Linked DNA regions of Mus musculus: regions 2, 3, 4 and 5 are each linked to region 1. Evidence: chromatin loops called from intact Hi-C (ENCODE). Cell type or tissue: left cerebral cortex. All regions are shown on one strand. Links, peaks and the distances in the headings refer to the core of each region. The heading gives the core; the rest is flanking DNA. Region 1 holds the start of Mir124a-3 (microRNA 124a-3). Region 2 holds the start of Gm14342 (a long non-coding RNA gene). Region 3 has its middle 9.4 kb from the start of Bhlhe23. Region 4 holds the start of Gm14340 (a long non-coding RNA gene). Region 5 has its middle 19 kb from the start of Gm14340.

Region 1 (6,436 bases), core at 545-5,544:
GTAAGAGGGGATTCTCTAGCGTCGGTTGAGACTGGCACCTGCAAAGGGAAGGATTTGGGGTTGGGAGAGAAGTATCCTGACCCTCTGAGGACCTTCGGGCAGTGGGATGAGATCTCCGGAGATTACCTCCTTCCCAGCTGAGTGTCTTCGGGGGTTCCCACGGGGCTGGAGAAGGTTGGAAAGGGAGGGGGAAGAATTTATGCCTGGGTCATTTAGCTTCTGTTAGAGGGCAGGTGGTCAAGGGCTGGGTTGGCCCAGGGAGAAAGGATAGGACAGAGGCCTGCCTACTTCTGTGTGGTTCTTCCAGTCTGCAGGAACAAAGGCCCGCTGGGAAGGCCTAGAGTGGCGTGGGTTTTTTTTTTTTTTTTTTTTTGTTTTTTATTTTTGGAAAGCCGCTGATCTCTAGCCCTAAAGACCCAGATCAAGGTAGTCACCCTTCAATAGACTGCAAAGAGTAGATTCAATTGCAGTCAACTGTGAAGTATGGACTGTGTTTCTCCCATCCTCGTAAGCAAGGACTCGCTACCCAGCTAGAAAAAGGGTGAAAAAGGGGAGCAGTCTCTGATGGGGGTTGGGGGAGATGTCTAACTCCCTTCTCCACATAGGGCCGCCAGCAGGAGGCTAGGACCCCTTTCTTTCCCCCCCCCAGGAGAGAGAGGCTCAGAAGCCACTGTGTAGAGTGGTTATTCCGGAAGGACCAGCCGCTTGTGTGAGGCAAGCACAGTGTGTTCGCTGCACAGCGGGGTGTGGCTGGTGGTGGGTGTAGAGGAGCTGCGGTCGGTGGGCTGCGGGAGAAGCTTTTGCGTGGGTCGTGCAGTAGGACAGAATGAGCGGTTCGAGAGTGTCCAAGAGGCAGTTTCTCTGCATACGTGTGACCCCGGGGCGCCGGGCACAATCGAAGGCGTTCGAGGGCTGCATCCGTGTGAGTCGAGGAGCGCGCGGAGCGGGACGCCGAGCGTGTGCGCGGGAGGCACGGGTCGCGCGGTGCGTGAGTGCGCGTGTACGCGGTGCGCGTGCCCCTCAGTTCTCAAGGACACCTCCGAGAGGAGGCGGCAGAGCCGGTGTCGGGTGACGTCACCGCGCGCCCCAGTGATAATCGCCCGGTGCCGGAGCCGAGCGCGGATACGAGCGGAGGCAGCGGCGGCGGCGGCGAGCGCGGGGACGGTCGCACCCGGTCTAGGCAAGGAGAGTGGGAGTCAGACTCCCGCAGTGCCGACCTCGCGGACGCCGGGCTCCCACCCGGCCCTCAGGAATTTGCCCGGCTTCCTTGGCACTGTCCCTGCGCTCTCCTCCACCCGGGGCCGTAGCGTGCGGGTCCTGCGGGCGCCAAGAAGGAGGCGGAGGCGGGATCGGGCGACAGCGCAGGCTGTGCTGCGGAGCGGAGGCGGCAACCGAGAAGCAGCAGGCGGCGGCGGCTCGCGCCCGGACGGGTAACTGCGCTGGCGGCCCGTGCCGGGGCGAGCCGGTCTCTCAGGTCACCCCGTCTTTCTCTCCTCGAGCAGCTTCTCGCCAGCCAGAGGCGTAAGAGAAGAGAGCTCGGCGGGTTGTAGAAAGAGACTGCTTTTCATCTCCGAACATCGAGGTTCTTTATTTTCACCGCACTCACGCACTCCTGGTGGGGCCGGGAAGAGGAGCCGGGGAAGGGCAGCTGCGGAGAGGCTTGCGCCGCCGGGGTGGAGAGGGCTCTGCACCCGTCAGAAGACTGCAGCAGGCCGGAGCACGCGCGCTCACCCCGGCCGGCTCCTGCATCTCCCTCGCCGCGGCTCCGAGGGGTCCCTACTGCAGGAACGCCCCGAGGGATTTGCCCGGGCCCTTCTCTACCTCGGGGAGGGGAAGGAAAACTGGCTCCTCGGAGTTGGGGGCGGACCAGGGCAGCACTGCCAGCTTAGCGCGGAGCCCCGCCCCGCCCGCCCGCCCCGCGGCGAAGAAGCTGGAGCATTCGCGCCCCTCAGGCTAGGACCCCACGCAAGCCGCAGCCCGGCCCCGACCCGGTCCAGCCGCTCGCCGCCCGCCGCAGCCCTGAGGGCCCCTCTGCGTGTTCACAGCGGACCTTGATTTAATGTCTATACAATTAAGGCACGCGGTGAATGCCAAGAGAGGCGCCTCCGCCGCTCCTTTCTCATGGAAATGGCCCGGGAGCCCGGCCGTCGCGGCGCCCCTCCCGCGGGAAAAAGGCGAGCCCCGGCCCCCGGTGGCCCCTCGCTCCGCGGACAAATCCGGCGAACAATGCGCCCGCCCAGAGGGCGGCCCAGCTGCTGGGCCGGGGATCTGGCCGCGGGACACAAAGGGGCCCGCATGCCTAGGACGTCACGAGAAGGGTGGGGGCGACCGCGGGGGAGAATGTGGCCACCCGGCCCCTGACCACGTGTGTCCGCAGCTCTGAGTGCTCGAGATCCCGAAGAGGGAGACGAGGGCCAGAAGACAAAGGGAGGGGCTGGGGAAGCGGCGGGCTGAGGGGCGCGGGAGGGAAGTGTGCAGCTTCCCGGGTTGTGTTGGCGCGTCCCGCTACCCACGGGCAGTCCTGGGCGCTGTCCTCGGTGCTGGCCGTGGAGTCACCCAGAGAGACGGGGCGCTAATGCGCTTGGGGCGAAGGGATGTCATGAGTATCACTGTTCCCATCTAGGGGGCCCTGGATAGTTGCCGCAGCAACCCCAGAGAAATGGGGTAGGGTCTGGGGTCACTGCAGTCTGTCCCCTGGGCGCTCTAGTTGGGGTCGCAGGGTGAAGGCGGTGATCACTTTGATTCTGAAGAAACCCCTGAACCTTAGGTTGAGGTTCGAGCTGTGGAAGTGGGGGATCTGCATCTGCATCCAAGGTCTAAATCTGGGTGGATACACTGGACCGCATCCCGCCCCCAAACCTCTCTCCAGCTATGCGGGACGCGAGGCACGTGAGGCTCTGCAGCCCAGAGAGAAAATGACAAATCCTCCTCCTCCCTCCCCCACCACCATCTGCAGCCGCAGTGACACCCACTCAGGTCTGCTGCAGGCATTTTTTTTCCTGTCCTCGGCAGCCAGCGCCACCTGCTGGCGTCCTGGTATGAGACTCTGCTCTGGCATGTCTCCTCCCAGCAAGGTTTCCGATCCCCAAGGTTACAGGCCCTATTACCTAGGGCAATGGTTCTCAACCTTCAGAATGCTGCTACCCTTTAATAGAGTTCTTCATGTTGTGGTGACCCCTCCCCCCAACCATAAAATTATTTTCGTTGCTACTTCGTATTTTGTTGCTACTTCATAACTGCAATTTTGTTACTGTTATGAATCCTAATGTAAATATTTTTAGAGATAGAGTTTGGCAAAGGAGTCCTGATACACAGGTTGGAAACTGATGACCTAGGATTGACTGTCAGTGGAGGAGGTCACAACCTCTGCACCCCCACCCCCTCAGACAAGTTGCAGACTTGCTTTTCATCTTCATGGGGTGAGTGTGAGCCCCTTTCCTGGCTCTGACCCAGATCCAGAACTGACCGCCCAAATTCTCCTAGCCTCAAGTCCTGTGCAGTTGCAGAAAAGCAAGACAAAAGGGCCCGCGTGAAGACACAAAGAGATGCTGCAGGGAGACTGCTTCAGTACTCCATGGAGAGATGCACACAGTCACACACTCATAGACCACTAGTGCCTTTGCATCCTGTCCCCAAAGCAGAGCCTCTGCAGAACCTCTGCCTCTTGGAGGGTGGAGAAGGGGCCCAAGCATACCACAGCTCTGACCTTGGGCTTGCTGTCTCTTTTTCCCTTCCTCCCTCAGAAGAGCTGCAAGGTGAACTCAAAGCAATACTGAAGGAATTGGTAGAGGTATCAGTCCTCTAGTGTAAAGGTTCCTAGGGGGCACAGGACTATGCCCCTCGTTGAGCTCTGTTGGGGGTGCTCTACACTGCAGCCTGGCTCTTTTCCCAGAGGGAAGATTCCCCCTGCCTCTCCCCTGGAACTAGAGCTCCATTCTTGTGCCACCGCTGCCCTTGCTGGAGAGTTGGCTCCTGACCACAGTGACCTTCTGGGCTGTGAGCAGAGATCGGGGTGGGGAGGATGGTAAGGGAGGTGGGCTGGAGAGTGGATAGGCGGTAAAGCCCATGGCAAGCTGCCCTGTGCCCCAGCCCAGGTTGAGTAGCAATCACCTTCACTCACCTTCATTGCACCCCCTTCAGTGGAGGCTAGGGGCTTCAGTTCAGGGGCACAGGACCAATCTGGGCATGGCTAGCAGACATGGGGCATTCGGTAGGAAGGCCATTTTTCAATCCTTACTGTGCTCAGGGTGCAGCACTGTCTGCTGGGGTGTGGGCAGGCCTCACGCAGGTGACTTAGAATCTCAGATCTACCCGTAGGGGGCTGAGTGCAAGCATCACTCTCTGACTCTCGGGACCAGCAGCCTTTTCTGCAGCCGCGCTTTGTAGCCTTTGTGGGCTAGCTTGGATGTCCATCCCTGTTTATCCTAAAATACATTCATCCCTACATAGACTGCCTGATCTATTTAGAAGCCAAGGCTCAGCATACGGGCTTGTTGGGTGCCAACCTGGTCAACAGCAAGCTGGGGAAAGAACATTCAGAACATTCACATAAACCTCCATCGGCACTGGGCCCTCTTAAGTGTAGGGACTAGAGAAAGGAGAGACACGGTTCGAGCATCCAATATAGTACATCTCCACTCCGAATGAAGCGCAGCATAGCTGCTGTCCCAGAGCAGTCACCTCATAGCTTTCTTGGGAAACCCTAATTCTCTCCAGAGGGGAGCATGTCACTTTTAGCCTTTTTGTCCTATTGGGACTGGAGATGCTTCAGAATTCAGCTTCCTGTCTCCATACTTCCAGCTCCCAGTCACAGCACTTCACGTGGAAGCATCCAGGAGCCCCGCACTGCTTGCCCTGAAGTCTGTGCTCTGGTAGTCTCTACCCGAGGCTCCAGCCTCTCTGCGCCTCATCGCCCCAACCTTCACTCCTGATGCAGCGGGTGGGGGCAGAGATGTTTCAGAGGGAAAATTAAGATGCTAGAGTGCTCCTGCCATAGCTTGTTAGAGAGACAGAAGAAAACGTGGGAAGAACTTCAATTGGCAGGAGGGAGCGAAGAGGGTCTGATTCTGCATGGCGGCCCCATCCAAGAGGAAGCAAGACAGGTATCAGCTTCTCTAGTGCACACACACAGATCTCCTCCCAGCCTCAGGCTATGCCCAGTCCACATGGCACACAAGTTCTACTTTCCACAATAGAGCTTCATTGGCAGCACCTCCCAGGGGTGTGATCAAAAAGTCATGGGAGTCCAGATTGCAGGGGCCTCTACCTTAGCCCATGCCTGCCCACTCGTACCCTAAATTCTACAGGATTCTGCCTTTACCCAACACAGGTTCCCGGACCTTTGTTACCAACAGAGGTCTAGGCTGCTCCTCAGCATCAGCTTGACCAGAAGGGTAAACCAGTATCCCCATGGCTACCTGCGACCTCCTAGTTGGTCACATGAGCAGGCCTAGGCTTCCTTGGAAGCTGAACCGTGAAAGTGCTGGCTCGGGCAGAATTTGATTTAAAGGGAGGATGAAAAGGGTCCGTTTGCACAGCCTGTTGTGCCACCTACACCCTCACAGCTGCTCCCATCCCTTCAGAGCTTAGGTACAGATGTCCCTAGCTCCTAGCATCAGCCAAGATGTAATAATAGCAACAAAAATTAATAGTAATAATAGCAACATGCCTGCCCTTCCAAGGTCTACACTTCCTACCTGGCTGCCACAGCCTTGACATTGAGGCAATCTCCACCACCTAGAAAGCCGTTCATCAGGAAGATAAAAGATAGAGCTATCATCTGTGCTTCGAGTGGGGGCCAGACACAACTTAGAAGTCCACATACACGCCGTTTCCACTGAGGCTCTGATGGAGGGGATAGGAGGCCTTTTCAGCAGGACAGGAGCACGCTGCACTCTGTCGTGTGACAGCACTCTCCCGGGAGCTAGGTCCCATCTTTGGTTCTCAGCCACTTTAAACAGGTCTTGTCAGGTTACCCCAGAGATGTCTGTAGAACCTATGTAGTCCTTCTCTTGCCTGAATTGTCACCCAAACTACCACTGACCATGAGCAGAGGAGATGAGCCTAGCACCTGGAGGACTGGGCATTATCTAGCCTGTTCATCCCCTGGGGCCACACCACTGTGAGTTTATACCAGGAGCTACGGAGCTATTCTCAGTGTGTGTCCAGATAGCCAGAGCGCCGGAATCAACATCCTTGAACTACTCACAATAAAGCCCAACTCTAAATACAGTGTCAGCCCACATGGAAGGATGGCCCAAAAAGGACCAGGTTTGAGAATCTTCTCAGTCCCAGGCTGTCACCGAGAGTCAACACTCCCCAGGGAGCACCATCTCTGTTGGAACAGAATAGAAATATGCACCAAGTACGTGGAGCAAGCTCAGGCAGTCTGAAGTACAGTGAAGCAGCACAAAGCTGAGGCACACACAGAATACTC
Region 2 (6,436 bases), core at 705-5,704, 52 kb before region 1:
GACTTACAAAACACAGTATTCTGTCACAACATTTGTTTGGGACCTTTGCATTGTATTCTTGGTTTACATGACCCTGGAGAATGCAGGTCTAGATTTTTTTGAAGCCTATTTTATTTAGGTTCTTAAATGGTTCAATCTCCCTTCTAGCCCACTGACCAAAGGTAGGGGAGAAAGATGGTTAATAAGACAAGAGGGTGGGGGACCTGATTAGAAGTATTTCTTTGGGAGTGACTCCAGTCTTCATTGTCAGGATATCAGCAGTCCAGTCCAATAGCAAACACCAAACATGAATCAGTAGCAGTGACTCAATCCAGCAGAAACCAAAAGGCTCCTCCCCAAGTCAGCGGAAGTGGCCGGAACACCACAAGACGTTCCTTGGCACGTTTCTCTCTACACAAAGTCACACAAGCAAAGACCAGCAAAGCGTTGCAGGGAGTGGTAATGCAAGAGCATCCTTCCACTGTCTGTGGGGCTCTACTTATATTCTTTCCAAACACCACGTACCCTCTCAAGTGTCTGCTCCAGCAAAGCATCACATGCCCCCTTATAAGACAACTTCTAGAAAACCACCACGTGTCTGTTCTCAGCAAAGCACCCTCTCATGTGTCTACTTCAACAAAACATCCTCTCACAAGACAGTTTCCAGAAAAACCTCGCATGACACAACTGAGCTGTTAGTGAAACTGGAAATGTTCACTTCAGGAGGATGCTGTGTTCTGGGGCTACATCTTCTTGTCTTCCTGAAATAACAACATGGCTGTGTGATTCTGGTGAGAATGGCCTCCATAGTCTCGCATGTTTGAATGCTTGGTCCCCAGCTTGTGGAACTGTTTGGGGAGGATTGTGAGGTGTGGCCTTGTTGGAGAAGGTGTGTCAGGGCTGTGCTTTGAGACTCATGTCACTGCCAGTGCACTCTCTGTTTCCTGCTTGCAGTTCATGATGTGAGCACTCAGAAGTTCCTGCTGTCAAACCTTTATTCAGCCATCAGGGACGCTAATCCTCTGGAGCCATAAGCCCAAGTAAATGCTTTCTTCTATAAGTTGCTTTGCTGGTGGTGTTTATCACAGCACTAGAATGTAACAAATACAATGGCTTATTTCTCGAATCTCTTTGAGCTCCCAGCAGAGACTGTCTGACGCTGAGCCAGCCCTTGTCTGTCCTCACCACCATATCTCTTGTCCTTCATTACCACCACATCTTTTATATGGTGATGGAATTGATTTGCCAGCAGCTTTTCAGCTGTTGGTCTTGTTTTGACACCAGGATCATATCAACTACATGGAATTATTTGGGTTATCTTCTTACTTTTCTATAAATCACATTTTTTTTTTTTAGATACTGCCTTACACTATATGCCAGGCTGGCCTTGAGCAGGAGGTAATCCTCTTGCCTCCAGACTGCTGGGTTTGTAGATGTTCACCACCACATCCTACTGAACTATTCTTAAAGGTAATATGTTCTGCCCCTAAAAAGTTTGACAAACATGTTGAGGTTTGGCCTTTTGCTGTCTATTGCAATGCTAAGACCTGGTTGCTCCAGAGATGGGAGAGTCGGCACAAAGACTCAAGATATGTGAGCTTGCCCCCAAGTTATTTCTGATTGGTAAATAATGTCACCAACAGACAATAGCTGAGCAGAAGAGATACAGGTGGGTTTGTGGTTGCTGGGTTTGGGGTTGGAGGAGGACCACGTCGGGGAGCAGAAGGTGAAGGAGGTAGAGAAAGTCACTATGAGTTAGGAGTTAAAAAAAAAACATGGCCGTGAGGGCTGGCCAATTGGAGTTAAGATCAGATGAAACATAGTAAGTAATAGCTTGGGGTTATTGATAGGAAATAGATTTTAATATCTGCCCAGCTTTAGTTCTGATTAAGACTTATCCGGGAACTAAATGTTCAAAGGCGAGGTAGAAACCCCAGATTGGGATTAAATAAATTCTACAACACAAACATTTGCTGGAAAACAGGCTCTGCCTGTAAAAACCCCTGATTAAGAAGAATGGACGTGTGCATGTGTGTACGTGTGCATGTGTGGGTGTGCAAGAGAGAGTCGGAGCTTCAGCTGCTGGCTTTCTCTCTAGGGGACAATTGATTTTTGTACTTTGGGGCTCACTCGCACTATGTTTTCCGTAGACGTATTATTTCATCAACATCTTCAGTTCTGCCCATGTAAGCTTCTCATTGTGGATGATGGGTTTTAAATCAGATTTATGTATCTGCAAGCACACCATGCTGTGACTCTCTCACCCTGCCTTTGTCCCCCCCACCACACACACACCTCTTCCCCGCCCCCCACCTCCTTTTCTGTTCCATCTCACTGCAAGAGCCACAGCTGAGGTTCCTTGAGCTCTGTAACCTCTGCTCGAGCACCAAACCAGCAATGTGTCATTGGTCAGTCAGGGCTCTGGGTGAGACCGGAACACAGGGGGGAAGATTCATGAGAAGGAAGCACAGATGTAAGGATAGGTGGGCCAGGCTAGGTCAGGATGAGGGTGCTCAAGAGGAAGAAAGCTGCAGAACCCACAGAGAAGACAGTGTTTACTTTTCCTGGAGAGGTGGGAAGATGAACACAATTTCACCCCATAGAGGGCACCAACAACAGGTCGATGCACACATGCACGCACGCGCACACACACACGTACACACACACACACACACGTACACACACACACGTACACACATTAATGATAAGGAAAGCTTTCACTTCTCTAAAAATTAGTACTTTTGAGCTCCTTAACTGGCTATCCAATACCAATTGGATATTGTATACGTATATAAATAAATTGAAATTGTACTTATATAAATAACATTAAATGGACTGAGCAGGTTGAATTTACATATTTAGGGGTGTGTGTGTGTTTGTGTGTGTGTATAAAATAACAATTAAGAGGGAAATTGAGATTAGCAAGAAGGGGACATGGGAGGGGTTAAGGGGAGGAAACGGAAGGGAAGAAACGATGTAATTATACTTAAATTTCAAAAAATAAAAAAAAAATTGAAAGAAAAGAAAAATTTTTATAAATGGCATAAGAAGTGGAAATCTGGTCAAGTGGTGGTGATGCACACGACTTTAATCCCAGCACTTGGGAGGCAGAGGCAAGTGGATCTCTGTGAGTTCAAGGCCAACCTGGTCTACAAAGCAAGTTCTAGGATAGCCAAGGCTATGCAGAGAAACCCTGACTTGAAAAACAAACAACGAAAAGTGGAAATCTAGAGGTGAATGTAATTGGTAAACTGCAGTTTTTCACTTTTGTTTTGTATGTGTGTGCATGCACACATGTGTGCACACACACGTGCATACACTCCATGATGTGCATGTAAAGGTCAGAGGGCAATGTGAGGGAATGAGTTCTCCCTTTCACTGCGTAGGTTCTGGAGACTGAAGTCAGGTTGTCAGGCCTGGTGACAGATGCCTTTACCCACTGCAGCGTCGATAGCTGACGCTGCACCTTGAGGTGAATGCCCTCATTTATTTCCACAGGGCTTTTATTTTCTCTCCCTCTCCACAGTTAGAGTAAGGTGTCAGGATGACCTCTGAGATGTTTTTATTTAGGCAAGAGGATAATGGTGCTTAGAGACATAAAATTGCTTCCTGAATGAAGTCTAATGAGGCTTCAGTCCTCAAGGGCACAGTGAGTGTCTTTAGAATCAGAATTGGGAATGAACTTGGCCAGCTGGTGGAGCTAGGCTTCCAGTACTCCTGAAGGCAACTGGCCTATGGCTTAGCACTCACCCTGGCTGGGGCCGCAGAATCATACTCTGAGCCCAAGCCATTCATGCAGGGTTTGCTTTAGGAAATACAACGTAAAGTGAGGGGAGGAGACAGAAGATGGAGGGCCATGGGAGTCATGTAAGTCAGTGTTACTTATGAGGGAAGGCTGGAACCTTGCAGTGGTCCTGCCCTAAACGAGGTTTGTTGCCCTATGCCTCAGGCACAGTAGGGTCAGTGGGCATCAGCTGGTACTTGAGAGGTGTTTAGATTGGGGAGCAGAGTCAGGCCAGCACATCCACTCCATATCGATGCAAATCAGCTTCAGCATTTCTTAACACTAACAGTTTAAAGGCACTTGTACACACATCAGTGTAGCTACCAAGACAGAGGCCCTTATTCCTCTCAAGGAGCCTGTGCTGAGTTCTCAGAAGAGCTAGTGTAGGTGTAGAAGAAACCGGCTCTCTGGCTCTCTGCTTGTTCCCTGCCCCTATGACTTTAGTTGGTGCTGAATGCAGTTGTGTCTCAGGAAGAAATTCACCAGCTGCTTCCAACCAAGCTGCACTTTCAGCTTGAGTGGCATCTACTGGGGAAAGCTTTGGGGACCCAGCCTGGGTTGTAATGCAGGCATGTTCCCTAGTGGCTCTCAAGGCAAGTATAGTAACATGATCATTGGGGTTTGGGCAGCCTCTTCTTCCAGACTGTGAGCTCCATAGGATTGGAGGCCAAGCTTGCAGTTTGTTAGCATGCATGCATGTGCATGTGTGTGCATGTGTGCTTGTATGTATATGCGTGCATGTGTGTGCATGCATGAGTGTGTGTGTGTGTGTGTGTGCGTGTGCATGTAGTCTGAAGCTATACAGGGCTCAATAACACCTCAACTTTTAGCCTGCTATAAATTTACTTTTTCTTTTCTTTCTTTCTTTCTTTCTTTCTTTTTCTTTTTTTTTTTTTTTTTTTTTTTTTGGTTTTTCAAGACAGGGTTTCTCTGTATAGCCCTGGCTGTCCTGGAACTCACTCTGTAGACCAGGCTGGCCTCAAACTCAGAAATCCGCCTGCCTCTGCTTCCCAAGTGCTGGGATTAAAGGTGTGCGCCACCACTGCCCGGCTATAAAGTTACTTTTCATTCCACTAAAAAAAAAATAAGTATTCTACTGGGAAAGACAAGCCTCATCAATTCTGCGTGTTAGGACTGACCACCCAGTAGGGCCCACCTGTGAGGGTCAAGTGGCTGCATAGGCTGAATGCTTGAGGCTCAAATTCCCAAAACTGGTGGAATCTCCACTTCCTCTGGGCTATGATGAAAGAGTCAGCACCTCGGATAGAGCCACAGTGGTCTCTGGAGCCTCGCAGCACTCTGCTCTGGAGACCGGCTGTTTAAAGGGACCCTGGGATTGCAGATAGAGTGGATTACAGAAAGCTATGATAACTATAGCTTTACATGTCAGATGTCTGCTTTATATTCTCAGAACTCTGTCTCACACAAACAGGCCCCAGATCACTTTGCTATGAGTCATGCGGTGCTCCTCAGTCTCAGCTTCCTGAAAAAAAAAAAAAGGATGGGGTCTCTTCCCTCTTAGAAGATTAGAGATTTGGTAGACTCTTGCATGAAATTTGCTCCAAGTGCTTGGTTCACTCATGACTGGGACACCATCTGTCCTATTTCCTACCTGGGTCCTGGAGACAGCCCTATGCTGGCATAGAAACTAATGAGAAACTTTGTTGCTATACCTGGGTCCTGGAGACAGCCCTATGCTGGCATAGAAGCTAATGAGAAACTTTGTTGCTATAGAGGCTGAAAATAATCACACTTCTTTTATCCTTCTAGCATCCCAGCTCTCCTGGATGTCGCAGGAATTGAAAGTGAAAAGAGAAAAATAGACCCGTAAATTGTTTGGTTTCCCAGTTGGGCACTTTGCCCAATCCATAGAGAATGCTTGGCTTTCTCTGCTCCCAGCACAAGACTTGGTGATTAGGTTCGCCTCTGGCCAACTGACACAATACTCGTGTGTAGATTATAGATTATAGATGGCACTCCGTGTTTTGCAAAGGCCTTACAGTGGCTGATAACTCCAGTGGAGGCAAAGGAGGGACACCCCAGACTGAGGGCCTCCCTGTTGGTAAGTTAGGCACTTGTCAGAAAACTCAGCCTCTGCTAAAGAACATGTGGTGAAGGCACAGATGACGAGGTGCACCTACACGAGGCTCTTGAGGCTTCTGGAATAAAACACAACAAACACTTGGGAGGCAGAGGCAGGTGGATTTCTGAGTTCGAGACCAGCCTGGTCTTCAGAGTGAGTTCCAGGACAGCCAGGGCTACACAGAGAAACCCTATCTCGAAAAAAACCAAAACCAAAACCAACCAACCAAACAAAAACCAACCAAACAACAACAACAAAAAACCCTAGGGATTTAAAACAACACAAACTAAGTTTTTAATAACATTGGAGGTAAGCCTTTGGCATCCAGGTGTGAGTAGGGCCATGCCCCCATGGTAGTTACCAGAGGAGACTCTTCTGGCCTTTTCTAAGTTTTGGTGGCCCGAATGTACCTCAGCCATTATAACATCCTCCTCTGTCTTTGCCCACTGTCTGTGATGCTGGTCTCTTCCTATGAAGACTTCAGTTATGCTGGACCTGACCTGTTCCGTAGGACATCATTTTAGCCAATCAAATCTACAATGACAGTATTTCTGAGTAAGGTCATGCGCTAAGCTCCAGGAAAGCCAGCA
Region 3 (6,436 bases), core at 933-5,932, 110 kb before region 1:
TGAGCCACCATGTGGTTGCTGGGGATTAATCACAGGACCTTTGGAAGAGCAGTCTGTGCTCTTAACCACTGAGCCATCTCTCCAGCCAGAGGCATTTGCTCTTATTGATGGGCCTATGTTGATATGTTATGATCGGAACTACGGCTATGTGAGATTCATTCTTGGTATTGCCTATCTTCAGAAGTACACTGTTACCCCATAACCCGCTGTGTTCCGGCAATGTGTTGTGACTTCTATTCCATGGGATCAGTGGATCAGTGTCTGTAAATGTTTTGTACATTTGTATCATTGCTTTACATGTTCATTTTAGAATAGTATGATACACACACACACACAGAGAGAGAGAGAGAGAGAGAGAGAGAGAGAGAGAGAGAGAGAGGCTATACCCAGTACTGTGCAACCCTAACCTCCTTACGTCCTCTCTGTCTGCCTCTAGTCAGTTATAGAATATGTTTGCATAGGGCAGGGCTCTGCTGCATGTTCATTGGCCTGATTTCCTGATTGCATTCCTCTAAGTGTCTTTGTTGATCTTTCTTCTTCTCTTGCTTGCTGTGGTATGTACCTAGAGAACAAGGGGATATTTCTCCTGTATTTATTGTGAAGTGGAGCTAGGAAGGTCGTACTTTGGAAAGTATGGTCTTTGGAAAGCCTGGTCTATTTTAGCCTGTCCCTTGCAGAGCCTGCAGCAGTTTGCCAGTTAACGGCAGTTTCTTCTGCCCTGACCTTGGCTATCTTCCCCAGTAGGTTATATAGGTCCTGGGATATGTTTGTCTCTCTAGTTTTGGGGAGGGCATGGCCATCAGACTGTGGTCATGGCAGTCTGATGCATCTAGGAAAGTTGATCCTCAATTTGCCTGGTTTTCTATTGGGCAGGTTGTGAGAACTGGTTTCTAAGCCCTTCATATGTGCATGTGTGGGACTGGAAAGGCTCACCCTCCCTCCCTCCCTCCCTCCCTCCCTCCCTCCTTCCCTCCCTCCCTCCCTCCCTCCCTCCCTCCCTCCCTCCCTCCCTTCTTTCTTTCCTTCTTTCCTTCTTTCCTTCTTTCCTTCTTTCCTTCTTTCCTTCTTTCCTTCCTTCCTTCCTTCCTTCCTTCCTTCCTTCCTTCCTTCCTTCCTTCCTGTCTGTCCTTTTTAATCTTATGAGCTTCTTGAATTCACACCTTGTTGCTTTTGACTTTGATTAGTTTGGAAATCTTGTTGACGCTATTTATTTAATTGTTGTTGGTTGTTTGTTTTTTCAAGACAGGGACTCCCTGTATATCCCTGGCTGTCCTGGAACTCACTATGTAGAAAAGGCTGGCCTTGAGTTCACAGAAATCTTCCTGCCTCTGCCTCTCAAGTGCTGGGATTAAGGCATACATCACCACCACCCATGTCTTAGGCGTTTCATTAACCCCATGTTCACTTGTTTCTTCTGGGTTCTGGCTACATGTGCTTTGATCTTTCTTCTAGAATCCCTCCATCACTCCTGTGTTCCTCTTTGTCTTATCTGTCATCCACTCTTAGTATTTTCTTCTTGCTCCTCACTAATTTGCGTAGTCTCTCTTCAGGTGAATTTGCCCTTAAAGGTGTTATTAGATCTGGAATTTGTATTCAGTGCTAGAACTTTTCGTTTGGTTTTGCAGGTCTCTGCTGAAGTTCGCAGTGTTGTCTTCTCCCTCAAACACTGTGTAATCAAACCCAAGCCAGTCTGCACATGTCTGGTCTGGGGTTTCTAATGCTACCATTTGTACTGTTTCCCACTTCGCCTGGGTGTCTCACTGTATGCTGAGTGCTCTATTTGTGAAAACCATTTTGCAGACACCACTCAGAGTCTGTTTCTATTCTTCCAGGGAGAATTCGGCTGACTGCAGGGATCCGGGGCCTCCACCGTGTTTCATTATCAGAACTCATTATTCACCCTCACTTCCGAGAGTCCTTACTCAAAATGAAGTGTTAACCACCTCTTCTCTTAATGGGGCCTAAAATCCATCCCTATGGTGAGTGCTGCCTTTTCCCTGAGTTATGTCCCTCAGTGCCAAACCATGCTTAGAGAGGACGTTCCTTGGGAGGTCGATGTGTCTAGCAGCTGCTGTTCCAGAACACATGCAGCTCTCTGCTTTCCTGAGCAGAGGCACCTCTCAGCTGCACACTGTTGCCCAGTACAAAGGCAAGTGGGTTCCCATTGCTCCTTCTGTATCCAGTGATGTGTGATGGGAAGTGGTTTCTCACCTTTGACACCAGGTGCCTCTGAGTCTTTTGCTTTGGTTATGATGGGCCCAGGCTGGCTTTTCTCATCCTGACATTTACAGGCCCCAGTTTATGGATCTCAGAAGCATTTGTGTATACCCTTCCACATGTGTCTTTAGCTTGCCAGGCAGACTCATCCTGGACCCCCTGACCCCCCTCCCGAACCCCCGCCATCTCTGCTCACTGGCTTCTGGCACTTTTGAAACCCCAGGACTCTGAACTTTTCTGTCTCACTGTTCAGTCTTTTTTTTTTTTATTATATGTAAGTACACTGTAGCTGTCTTCAGACACTCCAGAAGAGGGAGTCAGATCTTGTTACGGATGGTTGTGAGCCACCATGTGGTTGCTGGGATTTGAACTCCGGACCTTCGGAAGAGCAGTCGGGTGCTCCTACCTGCTGAGCCATCTCACCAGCCCCACTGTTCAGTCTTAATTCCTGCCTTAGCTCCTTAGTTCCTGCTGTACTTGTGAGCTGCCTCTCTGCCTTGTTCCATCCAGCGGTGTCTTCCTGTTCATCTCTGTACCTGAGTTGGCCTGTGATCACCTTGCCCCATACAGCAAACAGACCAGTGTCACTTCTGGGTGAGGTGGGTTGGTCATTTAGTAGGACGTCCCGCATAAGTAGAGGGCATGTGAATACTTGCTCTGCAGTTGATTGTCCTGTTTGGAGAAGCGTAGGAAGTATGGCCTTGCAGCAGGAAGTGTATCACTAGAGTCAGGCTTTGGGGTTTCAAAAGACATGCTCATTGCCAGTACAGCCCCTTTGCTTCCTGGTTGTGATTTGAGATGTGAGCTCTCAGCTTCTGCTCCAGTCACATGACACCTCTATTCCATCACCATGTGATATTATCCCTTTGGAATCATAAGCCAAAAAAAATCCTTTCTTCCAGAAGTTTCCTTGGTTGTGGAGTTTTATCACAGTAATAGAAAAGTCTGCCTCTGCATACACACACCCTCAGAGTCTTCAGTAGAAGCTTGCCTGTTGAAGAAGCTGTGGAGGGTAGGCCTGGCTCACAGTTCCCTCCAGGAGGGAGGATTTCCAGAGCCCTTCCTGGCCTCTGAACCAGTGCAATGCTCATCTGGTTGTGACCAGAGTTGAGCCCAGCCCATACTCTAAGGAGCAGCCAGACTGTCCCTTGAGCCTCTGTTTTACTCCTGTTCCCTAGAGCTGTGAGTGGTGACAACCCTAAGTTCAAGGCAGATTCTACAGGAGGACTGCAGGACTAAGCAGACCAGGCTACACCCTACACAACAGGTCCCTGGTGTGTGTTAGAGAAAAGGCCCTTACCAACTCCCTCTTGTGAGCAGGATGGTAGTTCCTGTATGGTGGTCCCTTTCCCAGCCCTGGCCACCCAACATGGACCTACTTCAAGCAGGCTTCCTTCTCAGAATGTTTCATTCTAGGGTTCTAAGCAAGAATTGAGAACACCCTCAGAAGGTCACCTGGGCCTTAGTCCCCTGTTGAGCATCTTAGAAATTAGAAGTAGTGGCTTTATCTGGGAGGGGCTGTAGATCTCTGGCCAAGTCTCCCTCTGTTGTCTGAGGAAAGTCTGCTGTCCAAGCAAGGGAACAGATTTTGATCCTTCTAGAAGCAGTTAGGGAAGTTGGTGTTGCAGATTTGGGGAGTTCCTATTCTGGCCTCCAGGGGGCAGTATGCCTCTGATCTTGTGTTGTTCTGTCCAATTACAGGTGAGGTTTTATTTTGTTTTGTTACTGTTGTTTTTACTGTCATTCATTTATTTTGCTTTGTCTTTTGTTTTTCTGAGACAGAGTTTCTCTTTGTAGCCTTGACTGTCCTAGAACTCAGTCTGAAGACCAGGCTGGCTTCAAACTCACAGAGATCCTCCTGTCTCTGCTTCCCAAGTGCGACGGGTCACCACACCCACGTACGGGTAAGGTTTTTAGGCAATAGTCCAGTAGTTGGGTGTCTTAGTTGTTTTGTTGTTGGGACCAGATTGTAGACTCTGAGCCTCCAGGAGCAGCAGAGACACGTCTAGCAGGTGGTGAAGGTAGGGCCCTCTCTCCCTGACCTCCTTTGGACATAGCAGCCCTGCCTTAATGAGCTCTCAGGATGCTTTAGAGGGGCCTCTCAAGGTGGATGAGGACAAGGAAAGGCCAGGACATGGCCCTGTGATGGCTGATGTAGTCAGGGCGTCCCTTAGTTCCAAAGCCAGAGGGTCTATGCCAGTAAGGATGCGTCAGGCATAGGAAGACAGACCAGGAAGAGGTCAGACTCTTGTGGGCTGGATCCATAGGTCTCTCTAAATCTGTAAGGCAGGTGACCTCTGTAAGTTCAAAGCCAGTCTGGTTTACACAGCAAGTTCCAGGCTAGTTAGAGCTACATAGTTTGTCTCAAGAACAAAACAAACAGAAGCTCACATGGCAGCCTTATGCATTACTTGATATTCTCTGAATCTGGCTCTCTATTCTCTTGTGTAGACCCATCTGGCATGGCTTTCCTTCATCCGGAATGGTGTCAGTGCTTGCTCAGTACAAGCTGGTGATAGTTTCTCTCAGCCTATAGCTGGTTACTTTGTCTAAAAACATCTTTATTTGTTGCAACTGTTGGGATGTTTTCCTTGGATACAGAACTGTGTTAGTGTGTTAGGCTGGCAGGTTTGCTCCCCCCCACCCCCGTGTGTGTGTGTGTGTGTGTGTGTGTGTGTGTGTGTGTGCGCGCGCGCGCTCGTGCCTGTGGAGGCCAAAGGACAACCCTGAGTGACGCTGAGAGGCTCGCTGGTTGGTCGGAACTCACCAATTTGGCAAGGCTGGCTAGCTAGCAATGCCTGAGATTCTTTCTGCCTCTGCAGCACAGGGATTACAAGGGTAACGCCATGCCTGTGCCTATGATCCTATGGATCTGGAGAATGAACTTGGGTCCTTGTGTTTGCACATCAAGCACTTTACTAAGCATCTCCCCAGCCCCGTTCTCTAATTACTTTCCTTTGCACCTTGGCTGCTTTGGGCTGCGGGCTGACTTTGATCTCATTGTGCTGGAAACAGATTTGTTGAGACCTTTTTGAAGTGCTGGACAAGTCTGCTCTTCACTCCTGACAGGCCATCCCAGAACATCGTGATCCACCACCCTGCAGGGCACATTCCTGTGAGGGCTAAGCTGTTTTCTGGGCTCTGGCCTGTGATGAGGGTGACTCTTGTCAAAACTCCTGGTCAACCTGCTTGGGCTTTGCTCTCTTCTCCCTCCTTTGGTGTGGGACTTGGGAAAAGGGGCCCAGGAAGCCTATCAGCACCTGCTAAACAGGGTGGCAGGGTGACCTCTGGAAGGACAACTCCAAGCCAGGAACTCAGTGACCTAGTTTCCTGGTGTTTCTCAGTGGAGGAAGTCAGCCTGCAGTGCGGCAGCTATCCAGGACCTCATTGGCAGAACTGGATTGTCGCTATCTGGCTGCAGAGGGAGATCAGATGCCTGCCCACTGGGAACATGAAGTGTGGAGTGATGGGCATGGTGTTCTCTTATCTGTGAGCTTGGGGATATCTGATGCCTGTCTGGATCTCCCCTTCTTCCCCCCCCCGCCCCCCCCCCGCCCTCCGCCCTCCGCCAATCTTCCTTTCTGTGACTTCAGAGCCTGAGCAGGAGAAGCGCTGACAAGGAAAGCGTGAGAGAGCACATGGCAGGGACCATAAGCCTGACAGGGGGCAGAGAGCCAGATCCCCTCAAGATCTGTGAAGGAGACAAGCTGGGCTCATTACCTATTCCATTTTGCGGGAAGAGACTGGATAGGAGGCTGCCTGCATGGCCCTGCCCATCAGTGCTATCGTGCTGATCCCTGGCAATCACAGCCTGGCTGCAGCACCCAGAGCCTGAGCCGCCTGCAGCATCTGAGCAGATATGCATGCCTGGAGATGCACTGGGAACGTAAATGTGTCTGTTAATGATTCTCCCTGTGGTTCCCACATTGCCCCACAGATGATTCTGCACTTGGCTGAGATGAAATGCAAACACCTAGAAAAAAAAAAACCAGAGAAAAGCATTGTAGGACTCTAAAAGCTTGCTTGTGCTGCAGTTTCAAAACAAACATTAACGGTATCGATCAGGAGCAACTTTGCTAGACTAAATTTGAGTTGTAAAGTCAGGGTGTCCTCAGGAGGGAGGTCCCTCAAGGGAACCCAACTCCTCCCCGACACAGGGCAAGGTGAGCATGTGTTCTGGTGTTAGCTTCTCCATATGCATAGATCAAAGGAAAGGTCT
Region 4 (6,436 bases), core at 1,013-6,012, 68 kb before region 1:
CTTAGAGGACAGAGCTCTCACAGGACTTGGAACAATCCAGATCTCCCGTGAGAGCATTCAGGGAAACAGTCCTCACAAGGCTGAGGGACGATCTGGGAGGCTGGCCCACATCTTTGACCCAAGATGGAATCACCTAGGACACAGCCCCTTTTGGGAAGTGAAGACAGAATGTTCTAGAATGTTCTATGCGTTTCAGAGTCTGCTGACCCCTTGTCTCAGCAGAACAGATTGACCACAGCCTCCTGCTGTTCTAAAGGCCAGCCTCTCCCCCCACCCCCAGCCCCAAAAGCGTTGCTTACTGCAGTTCCTTCTGCCTGTAACAGTTCCTTTTTCCTTAATGTTCTCTTGCTACACACCCACTGAACTAAACTAAACTAAAAACACCCTATAAAAAGCCTGAGCTCTTTTGGTGGGGCTGATTTCCCTTCTCTTGGAGACAAGCCAGCAGTTTGTACCCTGAATAAAGATTTGCCTTTGACCTCAGCCAGTGCTGGTGACCAGGTTCTCTTGTTAAGCCATATACAGTCCTGATACCCCGTGTGACTCCCCATGTGATACCTTCAGTGCCACTCAGTGGATTCATCACCTCTTCACAGAAGACACAGGAAGTCTGGGGTGGGGCGGAGTCTCCAGGCAGAAGCCGCATATCACCTTCCAGCTCTGCGTTCTCCTCTGCCTCCCACAGACATGGAATTCTAAGAGATTTCCAGATGGACAAAGCAACCCTCTTCCAGGATGAGGACACAGAGGGCAGGGCTGTGGCTGCCTTGCAGTTCACGTAGGTGGCACACCTCAGCTCTGAGGGATACACAGTTGCAATTTTACGGTGTAGATACAATGAAATGTCTGCTCTCTAGCATGCTGTCTTCTGCCTGCTCCTCACATGTGTCTAGAATTCACCTTATTTTGTTCCTGGTGCAGCAGCCTTTCTCTTGTCGGTAGCCTGTCTGACATACATCTCCTTCTGGGTCTGTCACAATGAAGAGGTGTGGTCTCAAGGTAGTCCTGCACCAAAGAGGTCCAGGTTGAATTCTCGCCCGTTGGCAGTGCCCCTCATGGTTTACAGATCCTCAAGGTAGGCATAAAACCTACTGCCTCTTGCAAGTCATGGCCTTACCTACTTCTCCTTTGAGTCTGCTAGGCTCTCAGTAATGGAACAAACCAGCATCCTACATCCTTCAGAGACATGTGGTCCTCTCATACATCACAGTAAGCATCCTGCGGATGCTGCTCCAGGCCCAGCCTGTGCCACACCCTTGTGTCTTTTCTGGCTGGTTATGCAGGGAAGAGCTGCCAGCTTCACCTCCACCTGCCACATTCAAGCTAGTCCTAATTCTGCTCCATTCACACCCACGGATTCCATCACTTAGAAAGGCCTATTTCTTCCAAGCCAGGGATTTTATGACTCTGAGGATTAGAAGCTGTTATCCAACCCACCCTAGAGCACTCTATTCTGATTTTATGATAAGCTTCACTAATAAACTGTTTAAAGCATGGTAATTGTGTTTATTGTATTCTTTAATTATCATATGTATCACTAAAGATGCTGCTTCCCCTGAGAATCACAGGGCCTTACCACTTCTCCCTGCACGGAGTATATCTGTCCATATGTCTCTGTGGGCACCCATCTATGTGTGTGTCTATATTTGTGAGTACATTTGTGTCTTTTCCTCACATGTGTGCACACGAGTGTGTGTGTGTGTGTGTGTGTGTGTGTGAATCACCTAGCGTATTGTTCACATTCTCCAGTAAGAAGGGCTCCTGGGAACCTGCCTATTGGGTCTGGACACTGATTTAAAGCAGGCACTGAGGCGTTGCAGAGAATTGCCTGCCCTGGGAAGGGAGGCAGGAAGCAACACAATACTGCAGTGCGCCTCACTGCGCTTCACACTGCGGTTTATTTTGAGCCTGCCTAAGATAGATTATTTCTCCTTTCGGATTTCAGACGTTGGAAATCCAAGTCTGCTAAGCCCTGGGCTTGGGAGGGATGAGAGTGGCCCCATTGCATTTAAAAGCAGCTGGCAGGCAGGGTAGAGGAAGCTCTGCCCCCATCCAATTGCTGAGCTGAGCTGAGCTAAGGCTTGCAAGGTGAGCCAAGAATCCCAGCTCCGCTTTCCCTCACCCCCTGCTCAGCCTGCTCTGAAGGACTCTGACCCTCCAGTGGGTGCCCTAGATGCCTACAAAGCTGTCTCCCTTCTAGCCAATGGCCCTTGCTCTGAGCTGTAATGAGTCTCCGGTTTCCACCCAGCTCATGGGTCAGGCTGCTTAGCTGTTTAAGTGGTCTCCTTGCAGGTGACTAAACATGGCATCAGATTCATCCCAGCCTTGCTCTCCGTGTCAGACACCAGGTTCAAAGGCCATTCACTTTCTCAGGTCAAACATGGGCATTTCCTGGTCCCCAGCATGAACCAGAAAAGACGACATTACTGAAGCTGTGGGGTACGGAGTATGGGATGATTGTAGGATCCTTTTTGATTGGCTCATGGGGTCCTGGCTGCTGTGGCCCATGTGCTCACTACCAGCCATGCCAGGTACCAGCTTTACAGATTGATCTAAAATAGGGTGTCTGTACATAGACATTTAACAGGAAAAGCTGTATGTACAGAAAATGCAACTTTGGGCATAAGTGTACATATGTGTGTGCATATGTATGTATGTTTGTGTGTATGCATGCCCACACCTTACATAGCATTTATGACTTGCTCTGAAAATCACCCCTCTGTGTGCACAGGAGTCTCTTGAGACCTGAGCCAGCCATACAGTGTGTAGCCTTTCTCTCTTGTTCTGTTCCTGCCTCATTCCCTCCTCCCAAACTGACCATAGAAAAAGAGGGACTGAAAAAAATTCTGAAGACTGGATGAGGCTTATTCTGGGGTCATTTATTTCTGGCTATGTGTGTAGATGAAATGGTTGCATGTGACTTTCTAGGGCAGAGCACCTCCTTTCAGCCAAACCAGGGTGAACAGGTCAGAGCAGAACAGCTAGAGCAGCCCTGAATCCCTTCCTGAGTTCACAGTTCCTGTGCTGTGGGTCTCAACACAGTGTTGGAAGGATTTGTAGACTCCCCTGTCTGATGTAGTAGAGTATTGGAATATGGTGCCTACTGGGATGACCCAGCCCATCCTGAGGCCCTGGAAACTAGTTCCATGGCCATCTTTTTCTTTCATGTAGGGGTCATCACCCTAACTGCCTTCCCTCCAGTGGAGTTATCTTACCTACTGCCCTCTACTGGTTAAAGACTTGGCTCTTGTGTTTCTGAGCTGCTTTTCTATGGTTGGTTCAGGGAAGATCTCACCAGAATCTATCTTGGGGCCCTGTGGACTCCAGGAAGGTGGAGGGTTCTAGTCCCTGAGCCTGTTTGGTATTGTTCTACAGGCATGGCATCATATGTTCTCAAGGCAATAAACATACATTGTGTGCTTTTGATTATGCTTTCATCGTTCACTGTTCTTGTGTGGTAAATGAGACCTAGCTGACCTTGACTTCCTTCCATTCAGGTGTGGCGACACTCTGTGCTGTCATGGTTTTCTACTGTAGACCAGAGGATCCATTCTGAGACTACCCGAACCTACACTAGTGTTTTAAGTTACTTATGAAGAGAAACAAAGGACTTTGCATGTCTGGACATCCTTTCTGTGCTCTGTTGATCAGATCCATCCCTGCTTGTGCTCATTCTGTACTTGGAAAAAGTCTGTTGGTAATTCTTCCCTTCCCTTCCCTTCCCTTCCCCTTCCCCTTCCCTTCCCTTCCCTTCCCCTCCCCTCCCCTCCCCTCCCCTCCCCTTCCTTTCTCCTGTCCTCTCCTCTTCTTCTTCCTCTTCCTCTTTCTCCTCTTCTTCTCTCTCTTCATAATTTATTTTACTTATTTTGGTTTTTAGAGACGGGGTCTCACTTCGGTTGGGCAGGAACAAGCTGTAATACTCCTGCCTCTGCCGTCTCTGTGGGTTGTTATCCTCTGGTATTAAAGGTAGCCACTGCACCTAGCAAGGTTGGTTTTTATTTTAAGAGTATAGTGCTTCACCTGCATGTCTGTGCACCACATGCATGCCTTGTGCCCACGAAGGCCAAAAAAAGGTGTTGGGTCTTCTAGAACTGGAGTTACAGATGGTGGTGAACCACCTGTGAGTGCTGGGAATCTAACTTGGGACTTTTTCGAGAGCAGCCAATGCTTTTCACTGCTTAGCCGTCTCTCTAACCCTTGTGGGTTTTTCTTAGAAGGCAGTTGCTCGTGCCAGGGACTCAAGAAGCCAGATACCCATCACTGGTTCTCCAGGTATGTAGAGCTTGTTTCCCACTGTGGACACTGGATTTGCCCCTCACCTCAGTCTGAGGTGTAGGGAGGAGGTTTTGGGTTTAAATGGGTTCAGCTTCTTGTCTCTCCAGCTATGCTTCTCACATTTGAACAGAGTAGTCCTTGATGCTACAGGCTGAAGTAGGGCCCCACTACCTCTACTGTGCATCTATGGGTGCTTCTCTAATCTTGGGCTCTGTTGTGGGTGTGAAAGGGAAGTAGAGAGGAGCCAGGGAGACAGACAGCAATGGGCATTCACAGGCCCAGGGCTTGACAGAAGGCCCCGAGTTGGATTCTGCTACTAACAGATGGGGCTCAGTGAGTGAATGTCAGCTGGACACTCAGAGATCAGGGTTCTGGGAAAGGATATGTGGGCATTAACCAGTCTGTAAACACGCAGAAACTCTATAGAAGTAATTGATTAGTAACTATCATGTAATTGCAGGGTAATCACATGGTTATTTTTGCTTTGCAAATTAAAGTGTTACTATGAGATTGAACAATTATGCAGGGCAATTAGAGGCTGAGTCACATGCTAATTCTGGTTAAAATAATCAGGTGAACCATGGGATGGGCAGTTTCTGTACAAATATGGGGTTATGTGATATTATTATTGTATGTGATGAGGGGTGGCTGGCCTTGTCTGTGTCCTGAGGGCTTTCATCAATGACTTCCTAGAAGTGCTCACCAGGTACAAACTGCAATATTGCTGCATGGTGATATGAAGTATCCTTCATAAACTTGAGTCTTGATGGCCTGGTCCTCAGCTGGTGGTACCGAGAGGGATGTGATTCTTTTTGTTTTTATTGGTGTTGTTTTGTTTTGTAATTTATTTTATGTACATGAGTATACTGTTGCTCCCTTCATACCCAGAAGAGGGCATCAGATCCCATTACAGATGGTTGTGAGCCACCATGTGGTTTCTGGGAATTGAACTCAGGACCGCTGGAAGAGCAGTCAGTGCTCTTAACCTCTGAGCCATCTCTCCAGCCCCGAGTTGAGTCATTCCTGAGGGTGTGAACTTTTTGATGGGTTAGTTCACTGATGAGCTCATATTCAGAAGGCTGTTTGGAGATGGGACTTGATTTGGTTAAGTCTCTGCCTTTATACCCACACTGAACGCTGATGGTTTACCCTGCTAATGCCGTGGAGCCAAAATGCCATGAATTGAAGTTTCTGAAACTCGAGCCAAGATAAACCTTTTCCTGTTTACCTTGATTATCTCAGTTATTTTGGTAAAGTGGAGATCTGGCTGACGTCATTTGCCCAGAGGAAGGGACCCTGGGAACCAACACCAGCGTTCCTGGCTTACTGAGGCCATTTTTAGAATGTCAGGGCAGTGGACGAAGACACCAGAGACACAGCTCCATATTCCCACTTGCAGGAGGCCAAATCCTTTCTCAAGACCTGTACTCAGGAAGAGCTGTAATACTTAATCGCTGCAGAAAAGAATTTCAGGATAAGCCAGAATGAAGCAGAGCCAGAATGAAGCCAGAGTCAGCAGAGTTAGGAAGCTATTTTAATATAAATTCAAGCAAAAGTTTTAATAGAACTAGAGTATTCAGAAAAAATATCAAGGCACACCCAAGTATGGGTGTAGACTCCTTAAGAGACTAGCCTGTGTGTCTTTATACAGTAGCCAAGCATATGATTTTGGTAGTTTTTTTGAAGCACATCTCAAGGGATTAGTTAGAATTTTCATTTTATTTTTTTAATCTCTTTTTCACCCTTTTCAGTAAGTGTGATTATAAGATGGCCCTTGAGGTGCCTTCCTTAGGACTGCTATCTGACAAGGTAAAACCATACACTGCATGAATTGCACAAAGGGGCTAGGACAGGCATTTACTGTAAATGAGGCTCCTTGGGAAATTCCTAGAGAAGCAGGGAAAGAGAAAGGCCATGCTTGCTTAGCATATGCAAACATGCTCACTGCTGCCTTAGCAGTTGTATTTAAAGCATCTCTCATAAGAGGAATATTTTCTCTGTGTTAGCGACTTTCATGGCAAACGTACTGGGATGCTTTAAAAAAAAAACCCAACAAAACTTTTTACTGATTCTTTGTGAATTTCACACCATGCACTCCAATCCCACTCACTCCCTGTCCCTCTGTATCTGCCCTCCACCTTTGCAACCCCACCCCCAACAA
Region 5 (6,436 bases), core at 495-5,494, 89 kb before region 1:
CCACCTTGGGTGCTGCGTTCTAGAACTGCCTTCTCTCCTCCCTGAAGGTGACAGGGTTTCTCAGGTAGAAAGTTGATGTGAACTCCCAGGCATCCTCTGTGCTGGGAGGAGATTCCCATTTTGTCTTCTGTATGTTCATTGCACCATCTTTCTCCTTGATGGAGGCTCCACTGAGCCCTTTGGAGGTGCAGGTCTTCTGACTCCTCTATCATGCTGTGTAGACAAGGGCACCCATCTCATGGCTGTATTCCATTCTGCCTGGATCATCTCATGGTTGCTCAACCTTCCTTTTCTGTCTCTCTTCCCCCCTCCCTTCCCTTTTCTTTGTTTCTTTCTTTCTTTCTTTTTTTTTTGATTCTTTGTTTCTTTCTTCAATTCTTTGTTTCTTTGTTTATTCCTTTGTTTCTTTTTTCTGTTTCTTTGTTTCTTTCTTTTGTTCAAGCATGGGTCTCACTATGTAGTCCCGGCTACCTTCAAACTTATTATGTAGAACAGGCTTGCTTCAAACTCATAGAAATCTGTCTCCTGAGCCCCCTGGGGTTGAAAGTGTGTTCCATCATGCCCAACTCCTATGCCTTTTTTTGGCCTTGATCTTGTCTCCATCTTGGACCAATTGACTGTTCAACTGCCTGAGAGTTCCACAAGCACTTGTCCCTTGAGTCTCCATGGCATTGATAGACTGTGCTCCATGTAGAGCCTTGCCAAGTTATAGACGTTAACTTCAGGAAGGGCAGAGAGGGCAGCTTCCTGAGAATTGTGTGGCTGTCTCTGGCAGCCCATGGGGCTCTGAGCTGCCTAAGGCTTCAGGAGGCAATTTAATTATAAATGTTTCCCTAAATGTCAGCTCCACCACAAGCTTGACAGACAGACACTAAGGCTTTTGATATTCCATATTCAACTGGTGCTGTGGGTAGGTAGAATGATGCCTGAGAGGTACCTGAAGGGAAATGGGTCTGAATTCCAGATGAGATCATGATCAGGCTGCCCTCGGAACCCTGCAGGCACTCCAAGACGTTTCCCCTTCATGGCTTATGGCATTTGACTCTTACACAGGAAGTGGTGCCTCCAGGGGCTCAGGCAGGGTGGGCAGGGCTACTACCTTCTGCCAATGGGTTTATTTCTTTGTCACAAACATTGACACACACTAGGAAGTGTCACCAAGTTCAGGAACAGGCAGCAATGAGGGTCAGTGTTCCAGACAGGCCTTTGCAGAGTAAGGAACAAGAGATGAGAGACACAGAGCCCAGAGCATGGAAGGCCCTGAGAGAAGCAGGGATAAGTGGAGTAGAGACCAAAGTGGCCGTGGCTTCATTTCCATCCTCCTACAGTATGGTTGCTTCTCTTCATGGAGCTAGTGTCTGTAGTCCTAAGGTACAAAATGTGTGTGTTCTGGTGGTCCCTCATAAGGCATTGCCTTCTGATGTCTAGAAACATTTGAGGAGGCCCATAGCAGTACCTAGCACCAGGGTCCAGGAGCGGAGCTGGTGTGGGGTCCCCTAAGTGCTAGCTCTGTTCTGCCCTCTGTAAAGGTAGCACTCATCTCATTGATTTTTCTTTGGCTCTTAAAACTCTCAGATGGCTCCATCTCCTGCTGCTCTTTGTAGGGCTGAAACTATGCATCTGATTCCATTTTTGTACCCTGCTGTGGCTGGAGTAGAGGGAAGAGATTGAGTGAGGATAGATATGCAGTCCTGCTGGGACATTCCTTCAGCTAGGATAAATGGCCTAGGGAAACCAGTCCAAGCATCATGGGCCACCTACAGCAACCACACCCCCTCTAAGCACTGTCTCCTCCCCAGCCTGAGTCCCATCAGGCAGGTCCTCCCTAGTGTATGCTTTGTCCAGCATCGTTGAAAGGGTGATCTATTTTGTTTGTGAAAAGCTGATTATCATAGATAAATAAATCTAATTAGTCTCATTTGCTGACACACAAGCCTTTAATTGAGAGCGGAATAATTTGCATATGCAAATGACACAGCTAGGCACCCCCTCCCCACACTCCAGACTTAACCTGATTCCTCCAGAGACAAATAATTCTGTTTCGGGAGAGAATATGATGTATTAATTCACACGCAAACAGCTTCATTTAGAATCAGTGGCTGTGTTTGTTTACATGAAGTGATGGCTGGTGTAAGCTTGTTGAAGAAACAAATGACTCTAAGGGAAATCTCCGTGAGCTTCCCACTGTGGGGTGGTCCCTGAATTAGGGGCTTTTTTAGTCCTCAGGGTGGCAGCTACCAGCACAGAGTCATGGTCATGGTCTCACTTTGCTGGAAGCTCTGGCCCCCTGGTAGACCAGGTGAGTACCAACAGGCCCTGTCTCTCTGGTGTTTGTTCCCTGCCCATATCCTGGTGGCAACTGATGGGGCAGGTACAGCCACTGCCTGGCAAGTTGGTGGTCATTGATGGCTTACAATGAGGCTCCACATGTGGCTAGTGTTTTCCCTAAGGTTGTGAGCAGCAGATCGTGGAGTTTGCCAGCAGTGGCTGGTCCTTGGAAGTTGAATGCTCAGTTCTGGGGAAGGCTGAGCCACTGGGCCCCAACTATTGACTTCATACAGCTTGTGGCCAGGGTCAGCTGCCTCTCCTTCTTTAACGGCCTCCTGCACCAGCAACTCGAGACAAGCCTGAGGTGTTGGGCCCCATGGAGGAGCCCCCTACCCCTGCTCTTGGTTAAACCCACAGATTCCAGGAACACAAGTGACAGAGGTACCCTCCATGTCTTGTTTATAGGGCTATGGCCTGCAAGAGTACTTTGGGGGCCTTGGCTAGTGATGTGAGAATAAAGACCTACATCTCTAGCAGGGCCAGTGTCTAAGTGCTAGGTGCCCGTCGTCCCTGGGCAGTGGGTGGCATAGCCTTTTGTGTGTGTTTTCTCCTTCCCTAGGCCTGGGGGTGGGGGTGGGGGTGTGGTCACATGGGCTGTTCTAAGGAGGCCTAGTGTGAGGAATTTGGCTCCTGTGGAAGAAGGATGATGGCATTCCCTGCCTACTTGAGGGCCCTTCAGGCTGTCTGTCACCCTAGCAACTGACTCATGAAGCAAGGGATCTGATGCTGCCCTAGATGGGTTCTGTGGTCCCCTCCCTTTCCTTTCTGGGCTAGGCTAGTCAGCAGAGGGCAGCAGTGGGCCAGATGCTGGCTTTGAGGAAGGGATTTGTGAGCCTGGAGAGAAGTTATGCCCTAAATTTTGGGGTCTTTGTGTGTTCCCCAAAGCCCTGTAAGGAATGATCACAGGTGGGTGATCGCCATTAACTGTTGTGCTTACATGGATGAGAAAGATCATCACCATAACAGCAGTGGGCCTGGCACATGGGAGGGTCCTACCTTTGGCTGGTAGAGAGCTCATTACTAGCCCCAGTCTCTGAAGACAAGGTCTCTGTCCATCCTTGGCCTCAGATCATGATGAGCCCAAAATGGAATCAGCCGTTAGGATTCCCAGTTCTCACTCTCTCCTTTATCTACTGGCTCAGTGATTCATTCATTCACTAATTTGTTCACATACTCATTTGTACACTGGTTCATCCACACAATCATTCATTCATTCAACACACACCAGCAGGGACGTGTATCTTTCTGACCCCTTGAAGGAAGTATTGGTGGTTTTTAAAACCAGGATTCCAGCTCTGCACCTGCCCAAGCCATCTTGCAAGGCTATAGCTACAATGTTACAAGGCTATAGCTACAATGTTTCCTTTGACTTCAGTCTCTGGCTCATTTATTCTCTGAAGTTTTTTTCCTGTGCCTTGTGTTTGACCTCCATCATTACCGGAAGAGAAAACATCCCATAGCGTTGTCCAGCTCAAGGACGTCATTGGTTACCCACACTAAGCATGTTCTCATGAGGATGCCAATGGCTCTAACATTCTGACTATGCTTGACATCATGATTGGGACAGAGTTCTTGTACAGCTTATCAGGACCTGGAAGCTACCTGAAATATGGGCTTGGACCCAACCCTTGTCTGTGTCCCAGCCCTCATGGACCTTTGGGAGTGAGGACAGAGTGCTGTGTGCACACATATGCATGCATGTCTATGCTGTGTGCACATACTCTGTGCATATCCTTATACACATTGGCAGGGCCTGGTCCTGGGGTCCCTAGTGTGGGAGGCCAGACTGTTAGAATTGAGCCACAGAAACCAGGCTGTGGCCAGCTTAGTGACCTGTCTACATCCTCAGCCTCCCTTGTTTTCCACAAGAAATTCAGTAGACCACACCCCATGTCAGGACCACCACTGGTGGTGGTACCCTCTCCATTGTAACTGAAAATGGAACCGATAGGCTCGTCCACACCTTGGTGTTGAAGCTAGGTATGCATCTACAAGGTTTTAGAGAGCAGGAGGGCATTCATGTGCCTACTGTGCTCAACTCCTTTCCTCTTAGGCAGAAACTGTTTTAGGGAGGGTGTGGAGCCAGACCAAAGTGATTCAGTTGTTCAGACGGAGGTATGCTTCCCTCCTCCAGGACAGACACAGTCTTGAGTACGGATGCAACAAGTGTGTGCACCTGGGGTGTGGTGAGCAAGAAGGACACACTCAGTATAACTAAAGTTATATTTTATGCTGAGGGTCATCACACAATGTTCACACTCTGAATTCCTAACTGTGGTTCTTCCCAAGGCTGCTTTCCTCTTAGCTGAAGGTCAGGTCCAGTCTCTAACAGTAGTTCCTGATTTGAGGGTCAAGATCCTGGGAGAGACTCTTCAGCCACAGGGCAGATCAAGGTGGCATCTCTCCAAATGTGCAGAACAGAGCATTGCTTTTGGTCTCTCTTATATAATGTCCAGTGGGCAACATGGGGTTCTAGGACTGTGTCTGGTTACCTTGAATAATCAACACCACTGGGTTCAGGTTATCAGGTGCAGCCTTGGATATACTGGGGTTCCTGACAAAGCTATTTTTATATGTCTAAAAGGCATTAAAAAAAAACAAGGCAAACTTTTGCAGCTTATGGAAACACTGTCCTGGTCTTTCTTTCTGGGTGGGTTCTGCTCCAATGAGGATATTCTTGATATTAGTGGCCCCTACTTTCATCTGGTTCCCGGAAAAAGACTTTAAGAATGTGTTACTGGAGCCAGGCTGTGATCAAACATGCTTTTAATCCCAGCACTTGGGAAGCAGGGGCAGGTGGATCTCTGAGTTCAAGGGCAGTCTGGTCTACAGCATGAGGTCCAGGACATCCAGGGCTATACATAGATAGATAGATAGATAGATAGATAGATAGATAGATAGATAGATAGATAGATAGATAGATAGACAGACAGACAAATAGATAGATAGATAGATAGATAGATAGATAGATAGATAGACAGACAGACAAATAGATAGATAGATAGATAGATAGATAGATAGATAGATAGATAGATAGATAGATAGATAGATAGATAGGTGTTGAGATCACAGGCAGCCTGATGTCATTCCTTCAGAGCCTTTGTACTGCTTGATCATCATCAAGCTGGCCTAGGTTTTCCTGCTATATCTCCCGCTTTCCTCTGCTGATGTGGGTATTGACTTTAAAGGCTCACCTGATGGAGCTAGGGCTAGCTCATTTGGTTAGGGAAAATGGGGCCATGTCTGTGGGTGGCATGCTGTGAAGGTGTGTGTGTGGGCCAATGACATCAGGTCTGACTGTATGATCTCTTCAGCATGCCAATGAACACCCCATGAATGTTCTAGAGGTAGTCCAGCTCTTAAGCTCCAATTAATTCTTGCATCGTTAAGGGGCTTTGATCCTCGAAAGCTTGATGAGATCATCTGAGCTCACAGTGGAAAGAAGCATGGCAGGGGCTTCTTCCGGATGGCATTTGTGAAGTGTAGGAAGGTCATAGCTTTTGATAGCTTGGGACAGAGGTGATTTAAAAGACCAGTTGGGATCTTAAGTTGGGAAGCTGAGTCCACCACAGTCAGTGGACAGCCAGTGACCTTCTTCTCTCAGACTCCTCAGGGGAGCCACTGAGCACATTCACAAAGGATGAATTATTGCTTTCCAAGTGACTCGTGGCTTACACTTGTTTGGAGAGATGGATGGATGGATGGATGGATGGACAGACGGACAGACAGTCACAATCTGTTCACTCTTCCCCTTCCCTGGGCCACTGGAGAAATAATCTGGAGTCCCCTTGTTCTGTTTTCAGGTCCCAACCATGTAGCAGCACAGATAACCAAGTCAGGTGGGGTACATCACACCGTGTGGGTTCTTGCCCCTCCTCCACTTCCTGCTTCAGGGCTCTGGGGGAAAGTGGGGTCTGAGCTGCTTGTAAAATTTCCTGGAGCAGGTGAATGCATCAGCCCAGGGTGAGATCATGTATGGTGGTGAGGGGCACTTTGGCCTGAGACATAGCCCAGTCTGGCCAGGCAGTCATGCCTCATGACAGGCTACTCTGCCCTCTGTGGTCCTTTGCAGACAGCCTGGCAGAGGTGCCTACAGTAGGTTGGGGGC

The links. Peaks named below come from ENCODE experiments on the same cell type or tissue, not always from the same donor. Only the 100,000 strongest peaks of a DNase experiment are listed, where the experiment ranks them.
Region 2: a loop joins it to region 1, with 2.6 times the contacts of the local background. A loop is called at or near these places in 3 of 42 quality-filtered maps.
Region 3: it touches region 1 in a loop (4-fold over the local background); 15 of 42 quality-filtered maps call a loop at or near these places.
Region 4: a loop joins it to region 1, with 8 times the contacts of the local background. A loop is called at or near these places in 6 of 42 quality-filtered maps.
Region 5: it touches region 1 in a loop (3-fold over the local background); 10 of 42 quality-filtered maps call a loop at or near these places.

Annotation. Positions count from the first base shown.
Region 1 is chr2:180,892,011-180,898,446 of GRCm38, forward strand. It overlaps Mir124a-3 (microRNA 124a-3), which reads left to right and starts at 2,030; the gene lies at 2,030-2,097. In left cerebral cortex, for the core only: a CTCF peak has its summit at 3,028 (motif pointing left); DNase peaks (open chromatin) are centred at 1,014, 1,852, 2,379, 2,936 and 5 more places; H3K4me3 peaks cover 3,440 bases; H3K27ac peaks cover 5,000 bases.
Region 2 is chr2:180,840,184-180,846,619 of GRCm38, forward strand. All of the region lies in intron 1 of Gm14344 (a long non-coding RNA gene), which reads left to right. Gm14342 (a long non-coding RNA gene) reads right to left here and starts at 5,112. Exons shown (of 3, transcript XR_867162.3): 1 at 4,920-5,112. In left cerebral cortex, for the core only: a CTCF peak has its summit at 3,666 (motif pointing right); a DNase peak (open chromatin) is centred at 5,237.
Region 3 is chr2:180,783,066-180,789,501 of GRCm38, forward strand. No RefSeq gene overlaps it. Among named protein-coding and RNA genes, the nearest start is that of Bhlhe23, 9.4 kb to the left of the region's middle. In left cerebral cortex, for the core only: a CTCF peak has its summit at 3,862 (motif pointing right); DNase peaks (open chromatin) are centred at 3,867, 4,815 and 5,566; H3K27ac peaks cover 42 bases.
Region 4 is chr2:180,823,700-180,830,135 of GRCm38, forward strand. Gm14340 (a long non-coding RNA gene) reads right to left here and starts at 1,308. Exons shown (of 2, transcript XR_003953989.1): 1 at 559-1,308. In left cerebral cortex, for the core only: CTCF peaks have their summits at 3,200 (motif pointing left) and 5,175 (motif pointing right); DNase peaks (open chromatin) are centred at 1,288 and 1,945; H3K27ac peaks cover 3,091 bases.
Region 5 is chr2:180,803,092-180,809,527 of GRCm38, forward strand. No RefSeq gene overlaps it. Among named protein-coding and RNA genes, the nearest start is that of Gm14340, 19 kb to the right of the region's middle. In left cerebral cortex, for the core only: a CTCF peak has its summit at 3,118 (motif pointing right); a DNase peak (open chromatin) is centred at 3,092.